Linked DNA regions of Homo sapiens: all the other regions are linked to region 1. A link is a loop called in an ENCODE intact Hi-C map of the cell type or tissue named here. Cell type or tissue: endothelial cell of umbilical vein. All regions are shown on one strand.

Evidence for each region. Peaks named below come from ENCODE experiments on the same cell type or tissue, not always from the same donor. Only the 100,000 strongest peaks of a DNase experiment are listed, where the experiment ranks them.
Region 2: it touches region 1 in a loop (3-fold over the local background); 5 of 110 quality-filtered maps call a loop at or near these places.
Region 3: it touches region 1 in a loop (7-fold over the local background); 4 of 110 quality-filtered maps call a loop at or near these places.

The regions. Positions count from the first base shown.
Region 1 is chr6:152,379,894-152,382,393 of GRCh38, reverse strand. SYNE1 (spectrin repeat containing nuclear envelope protein 1) reads left to right here. Exons shown (of 146, transcript NM_182961.4): 56 at 1,032-1,388. It overlaps SYNE1-AS1 (SYNE1 antisense RNA 1), which reads right to left and starts at 1,864. Exons shown (of 2, transcript NR_120501.1): 1 at 1,801-1,864; 2 at 681-1,334. In endothelial cell of umbilical vein, no CTCF peak of the experiment used is centred here; DNase peaks (open chromatin) are centred at 1,033 and 1,763; H3K4me3 peaks cover 1,478 bases; H3K27ac peaks cover 2,222 bases.
Region 2 is chr6:152,314,851-152,317,350 of GRCh38, reverse strand. It overlaps SYNE1 (spectrin repeat containing nuclear envelope protein 1), which reads left to right. Exons shown (of 146, transcript NM_182961.4): 87 at 365-502. Among named protein-coding and RNA genes, the nearest start is that of SYNE1-AS1, 64 kb to the left of the region's middle. In endothelial cell of umbilical vein, no CTCF peak of the experiment used is centred here; a DNase peak (open chromatin) is centred at 1,180; H3K27ac peaks cover 2,141 bases.
Region 3 is chr6:152,457,332-152,459,831 of GRCh38, reverse strand. SYNE1 (spectrin repeat containing nuclear envelope protein 1) reads left to right here. Exons shown (of 146, transcript NM_182961.4): 22 at 902-1,075. Among named protein-coding and RNA genes, the nearest start is that of SYNE1-AS2, 56 kb to the right of the region's middle. In endothelial cell of umbilical vein, no CTCF peak of the experiment used is centred here; a DNase peak (open chromatin) is centred at 981.

The DNA of each region.
Region 1 (2,500 bases):
TATGCTTAACATAATTTATTAAGCATGCTTCATACTTAACATTCCAATGTTTCTTTACTTGCTAATTGGTCATTGATTTTCTTCTTGAACATTTTTGTGCCTGATTATCTTTTATTTCTATTTAATCCGGTAGTAAAGTCATAATTTTGTAATAATATTAACAAAATCCTGCCTTTAGCAATAGATATGTAAATATATAAACATCGGATGATTATTTCACCAAGAAAAATTTTAGTAAGAGAATCTATTCTCAGAAATGCTGCAATTATATCAATTTAACAATGTGATTTAATTTTATCTTGTTTTCCTTTACAGTATTTGTGTGCTTTAAGATCGAGCTAAATTGTTAACTTGGCTATAGCTAAACTGTTAAATTTCTAGTGACTTTTTTAAGGTAAAAAAATACTAATAAATGTACTCAGTCTAGAGGTTACTTTAAACTTTTGAGTAAGTCAGTCTATGAATGAATTATTCATTTTATATGCTACAAAAATGTTTACTTAGTATTGAGGTATTTGGAATCGAGTAGGGCTCATTCTTTTGCTGTGATGAGTCTGCTTGATTCCTAGTAGAATGGAAGTGTGATTTAAGCCACCACCCTGTTGAAGAAGATGAATTGAGTATAGAGACCGTGAGCAGAACACAGTTCTGCCACGATCTTTATTTACTTGAGCATCCACTTTGAGGGAAATATGGGTTTAATCATTCACAGGAGCAATCCACCACAGGCAAACACTTGAGTCACTAAACATTTTCACGTGTGCGAATAATGCCTGATTTCAGGGTCTCTGTTTAGTCTGTTTCAGGATATTGAGGATTCTCGGGATTTTTTTGCCATAAGCCTTAGGCACTCGTGATGACAACTCCCGCTATTATAATTTAAGAGTGGACAGATGAATTGATTCTGGGTCCTTGTGGCACACTTGTTAAAACTTCCTGGCAGGACAGGGTCCCCCTGTGTACACAGTTGAAAACTTGCAGTCCAAGTGACTCACAGGCTCTTCAGTTACCATGGTGATATTCCATTACAGGAGCTGATAGATTCCAGAGAGATTGGTGCAAGCCGTCTCAGCAGAGTGGAGTCGCTGGCTCCCGAAGTGAAACAGAACACAACTGCCAGTGGGTGTGAGCTCATGCACACGGAGATGCAGGCCCTGCGTGCCGACTGGAAGCAGTGGGAAGACAGTGTATTCCAAACGCAGAGCTGTTTGGAGAACCTGGTCAGCCAGATGGCCCTTTCGGAGCAGGAATTCTCAGGCCAAGTGGCTCAACTGGAGCAGGCCCTGGAACAGTTCAGTGCCCTTCTGAAAACCTGGGCTCAGCAGTTAACCCTCCTGGAAGGCAAGAACACGGATGAGGAGATAGTGGAATGCTGGCACAAAGGACAAGTAAGTTGGCTTCCTGTTTTCTATTGGTGGTTATGCTTTAAAAAATGTTTTGACTTTCATCATTCCTTAAAAAAAAAATCTTGCTAACTAAAAACACGCAACATGCACACTTGGAAGAAGTATTTATCTCATTAAATAAGCAAAGTCTGATTTGTTTCCTTTTCTTATATATCAAACTTTTGTAAAAATAAAGATTTGGGTTATTATTTGCGGTAGGAAACATTTGTTGTTAGTGGAGACATTTTACTTTCATTCCTATGGTGTAAGAGTCTGTAATACTGTATTCAGCCATTCAGTCTGAAAAATGGCCTGTGGGCAGGGGCATAAATAGACAGAGAGTCATAGCTGTTTTCTTGCCAGTTAACTATTTCATACAACTAAATGATTGAATTTATAGCCTTAAAAGACTCACTTGGTAATCTCCTACAGCACAGCAAATAGTTATCTCCCCGATTAGCTCTCCTCTGTGTGGTTTTGACAGCTGTTCTTGAATTAGCCTGTTAACAGAACTCTACGTCACCCTCCCTGGTCACCTTCCCGAGACTTTTTTTTTTTTTTTGAAGCTAATGGCAGCTTCTTTAGAATGTGAGAAAGGGAAGCCTACAAGGGAGACCGAAGAATGAGCAAGAGTGTAACCTCTTCTTCGTTTCTTTCACTGTTAAACAGTATCTTTGAAAGCCTTTTCAATATTTCCAGTTTTATAATGCCCTGATTCATGGATGTCCTTAAAAGGAAATTTAGTAAACTTCTCTGCTCCTATTTATATTACAATCATTTCAAAATAGCTCCTGCCAGTAAGAAAGTCATGTAGTATTTCCAGCAGTGTCTGGTTTTAAATCAAGTATTTGAAACAAATGCAGCATGCCATAAAATAAAGCTTTCTACCTCTTTATGCTACTCTATTTATAATGATTCTAGGTTTGGGGGTTTGTTTTTGTTATTCTGTTCCATTTCCTGTCCTTTAGATTTATGTACCAGAATAAAGCATAGAAATCAGTTCTGTCACAGAGGGACAAAGAAGTTGATAATTGCTCTACATGGTATAATATGAAAAAATCAGTTACACTTTCTTGGTTCCTTTTTCTTTCCCTTTCTTTCTATTCCAGTCACAG
Region 2 (2,500 bases), 65 kb after region 1:
TACGTGGGAGGCTGAGGTGGGAGGCTGAGCCCGTAAGATTGAGGCTGTAATTAACCATGATCCAGCTGCTGCATTCCAGCCGGGGTGACAGTAAGACCTTGGAAAAAAAAAAAAAAGAAAAAAGAAAAAAGAAAGAAAAAGAGGAATAATTCAATCATATTAAGAACTTGAGCTTTATCCTAAGGTCACTGAGAAAGCTTTGACAGATTTTAACAGGGAAACGATCTTTTGATACCATTGAATATCATAGGTATTATAATGATCAACCCCTAAGACTGTTGTGTCCAAAGAGAGAGAAGACTGATTTATAGCTCAAGAAACTGAGGAGTTTACATTTGTTACATTAATGTTACTGGTTTTTCAGGCAGCATCACATTTAGAAGAATACAATGAAATGCTTGAATTAATTTTGAAGTGGATTGAAAAAGCTAAAGTCTTGGCTCATGGAACTATTGCATGGAATTCTGCAAGCCAGCTTCGGGAACAATATATTTTGCATCAGGTAACCTTAGGAAAAATAATCTTTAAAAAGTAACCAAGGGCAATTTGATTTAACTGGGTAGACTGACACAACACTTAGAGGGCTGTGATGTAAAATTTTTGGAGCTACCAGATAAAAAGAATGCTAAGGTACCCCTAAGTTGTTCAGTAGTTGGACAGAAAGGAGCTTCTCATGAAATTTCATGAAATTGAATAAATAAATATCCTTGATCTTCCCTAAACCTACCTTACACCAAGACCCAAACCAATCAGCCTTGTAGAACTCATTTTCTGTAGCTTCTTTGAAATAATTATCTGCAGGGATCTGGTGGGAAATTCTTTCCTGTGAAGAGATGCAATGAAGTGTGGAAAGATTCTAGACTCCACACTCAGACTGGTGGGAAAACCAAGCTCCGCCATGCAGGGCTGTGTGATTTGGAGCAGAATGCTTTGCCTCTCTGAATTCTGTCTTCTCATCATTTGTATGAAGACGTAAATAATATTCGTATTTCAGACTTATGAGATCAAGTGGTTTAAGGTACACACGTGCAAACGTCTGCCTGGCACATGCAGGTGCTCAGTGGGAGATCTCCCGCCTCCTCCCTCAGCCCTCACCCAGGCCTGTCATCTGGCCTTCCACAGGAGGTCGGGCAGCCCAGAGCAAGCCATGAGTCCACATCACATGCTGGCTATGTTAGTTCATTTCCTCTGAAGTTACATGAGAAAAATGTTCCTTTTCTGTCAGTCACGTCATCCAGGAAATTATTTCATCCTTTTGTAACTTAAGCTTAAATTAGACACAGATAGTTAATAGGCTAGTTATCATATAATAAAATATAGGGTGACTTTTATAGGAGTTACATGGGTATCGAGTATTCTAGATTTTTGTCTCTTATATTATTTATGTATCCTTGTGGCCTTTAAATGAATCCCTGTTTCCATTCTTGTTTACAGGGTTCTAGATCAAAGCCTCATTTTTCCATTTTTGGAATGCTTTAACAGCTTCTAATTTTTCCCTATATTCACAGTCTTTCTTCTCTGATCAATCTTGCGTATTCTTCCCACAATGTCTTTCTTAAGCAACTCCAATCTTTTGCTTTAAGATATGCTTAGATATGAACAGACAGGACTTAAGTTACCACTGATTTGAAAACAATGAAAAAAAGCCAACATCCTTAGAAGTCTAGAAATGCAAATTTCAGCAAAAAAAGAGAGGAAGAAAGACAAACTTAACTGTCACATTCATACTGTTTCTTTCAAGTTCATATTTAAGGAAGTGAGAGCTCTCAAACATTGCTGGTATCCTGGTAAAATCTCTTTGAAAAATAATTGGCAAAATGTATGGTGATTGTCAAAAATGTTGCTACTCTGGGCCACGTGCGGTGGCTCACACCTGTAATCCCAGCACTTTGGGAGGCCGAGGTGGGTGGATCACAAGGTCAGGAGTTCAAGACCAGCTTGGCCAATATGGTGAAACCCCATCTCTACTAAAAATACAAAAGTTAGCTGGGCATGGTGGTGGGCACCTGTAGTCCCAGCTACTCAGGAATCTGAGGCAGGAGAATCGCTTGAACTCGGGAGGTGGAGGTTGCAGTGAGCCAAGATCATGCCACTGCACTCCAGCCTGGGTGACAGTGAGACTCCATCTCAAAAAAAAAAAAAAAAAAAAAAAAGTTACTACTCTGGCCTGTTGGCTCCTTTTGGACTCCTTTTTATGGCTACAATCCAAAATATAGAAAATATTTTCCACAGTATTAATAACTGTAGTGAAAGTTTAAAGAAAACTTAAATGTGAAATAATTTTTTTCCAAGTAAATATTTGCATATAATAAAATATAATGAAGTCCTTAAGGTTATCATGACTTTTTTTTTCTTTTTTGAGACAGCATTTCGCTCTATCGCCCAGGCTGTAGCTCAGTGGCGTGATCTCAGCTCACTGCAACCTCGTCATCATTGCAGTGAGCCGAGATCACGCCACTGAGCTACAGCCTGGGCAGGTTCAAGTGAATCTTGTCCCTCA
Region 3 (2,500 bases), 77 kb before region 1:
CTTTTTGGAATATGCCTCATCTGGTTAGAACATTATTGTCTTTATACTATATGAAAAACAAAGAATGGCTTACTAACAAATACTGATTAATTTCCTTTCCCTGGTTATCTGAAAGTATGAGAAGAGGTGGGAAGTTCTTGGAGGATGAAGAGTAGACACCTCCTGGAGCTCTTGATTTCCAGGAGCTAGTGGCCTCATCTTTAAGACAATGCAGGTCTATAAACTAAAACATGTTTTACAAGACAAGTGACAGGTAAGGGCTGCATCAGTTTGGACTACAGAGCCCTCCCCTAGCATGGGAAGCTTCATGAATAAATTGGTGTGACTTTAGTGCTTCGGATGAGTAGGATGTTGATAAGCAGGGAGCAGCAAAGCATGGAGCTGGTGGGAGGCAGGAAAGCACAGGCCTGTCTGGGAAGAGTGAGTCAACAGGTTTCTAAGTTTATCAGCAGTCAAGGGTTCAAGTAGGCGATCTCTTGAAAACAAAGCTGGAAGACACAGGTTGGTCTAGGTAATATAATAATAATTCATGACTGTCTTAGGTCAGATTTCAAGGCCAAAGTGAAAATGAGTTGCATGGTTTATGAAGTATAATTTGATGCCATCTGGCTCACTAAAAACAATCATTTAGATGAGAAAGTGCTATCCAGATGGACGATTTAGATGAATTTTCATGAGAAAACTCAGTAGCCATTTATTTGTCTCAGTGGTACAGCACTATTATTTTTCACAGCAAAATTTGACAATATAGAGGAAATATCATTAAAGAAATGTCTTTGGATATTTGTAAGCACCAAATGATCATGTCACTAAAGAAAATGTTCCTCAGAGCTATGAACGTTCCCTGAGCTAGTGGCACTTAATGGTCTTTCATGGAATTTTTGTCTTTATGTTTTTAAAGGTCAAAGAATGTTACTCCCCACTCCTTTATGAGTCTCAGCAGCTGTTGATTCCGTTGGAGGAATTAGAAAAGCAGATGACGTCCTTTTATGACTCACTTGGGAAAATCAATGAAATTATCACAGTTCTTGAGCGTGAGGCACAATCGAGTGCCCTTTTTAAACAAAAACATCAGGTGAGAACAATCCTTTTCAGGAGACAATTATTCTAAAGCATGTGTAACAAGACCAGGGTGTTGCTTACAGGAATAGAAATTCAGTGAGGACAAGAAACATTTTTCTAGAATAGTACTACTAACTCAAAACAAAAATACATGTCTTGTCCAAAGATGAAAATCCATTCACTGTCAGTGCAGGGGCTATGTGAGCTGTTTGTTTCCAGGGAATGGTCTAGCTGGACTCAGGTGCAAACCAGGCTCATTCATCTGAATCAGTAAGTTCACTGAGTTGAGCAAAGTTAGAAAAAATGGTTTGTTTTGAGCACCCAGCTCCCCTTTCTATCAATGGAGCAACATTGTGATCTGGCAATACTCAGCAAGCATTTATAAACATCTGCTGTGTGCACGCGTAAGCCATGCATCCTGAGCCCCAACTACAGAAAGTGCAAAGTTCACAATGTCTCTGTGAAATAAGGGATGTGTTATAGAGATGGAGCCAAATCCGCCACTCTAACTTCAAACATTAAGGGTACCCATAATCAAAGGACTTTCTATTATTTCTCTGCTTTGTATTTATTTACTTTTCTTAGAGTTCCTGCCTACTAGCAATAGACCACATATAGTCTATCCTTTTAAAAATACAGATAAGAATTTATTTACATTAAACTTTTTATGGGCTTTGTTCATGAAACGTGATCCCTAGGTTTGCTAGTAGAAAGACACTATAAGAAAATTAAATAAATATCCTGTCTCTACATTACATAACTAAAAGATAAATATATATAAATTTTATATGTATAAAACTTATACAGAGAGGATATTTATATAAAATATATAAATATTTGTATTATATATACAGATATAATATTTTCCTTCTTATATTGACTTTCTTTTGGAGAATCATTTACTGTTGCTTCCCACACATAGCTTTAGGCATTACCTGCTGCCTTGCTGATTGACGAAATGGTTAATTTCACTTAAAAAGGCATACGTGCCTTCTTTTCTTGATACTTTGAAAACAGATAGATAGATAGATAGACAGATAATTTGATATATATTTATATACATATAATAAAAACAATTGCTTTCCATTTTCATCCAGTATCCATAACCTCTGACTTATGAGATCTTTACTTTGCTTCTTGAAATATGACAGTTTAAACAACCTTGAAACTCTGGAAATGTGTTTGATGTGATAATCATTTTTCTTTGTCTCATTTTTAGTAAACAGATTGTATGCATAACAGTCTCCTACTGAGTGTTGTAGTTAATTGGGTTATTTGGTTTATTATAATGAACCTGTCCATCAGAGGAGAGAGACACTAATGTACAAAAGGTTTGCCACTGCATTAATTGACATAGGTTCATGGGAGGAAGGTAGCATCATTAGTAGAAAGAGCCGAGAGTGTCTGAAATGAGTCTGACAGATATTCAGATCTTAGA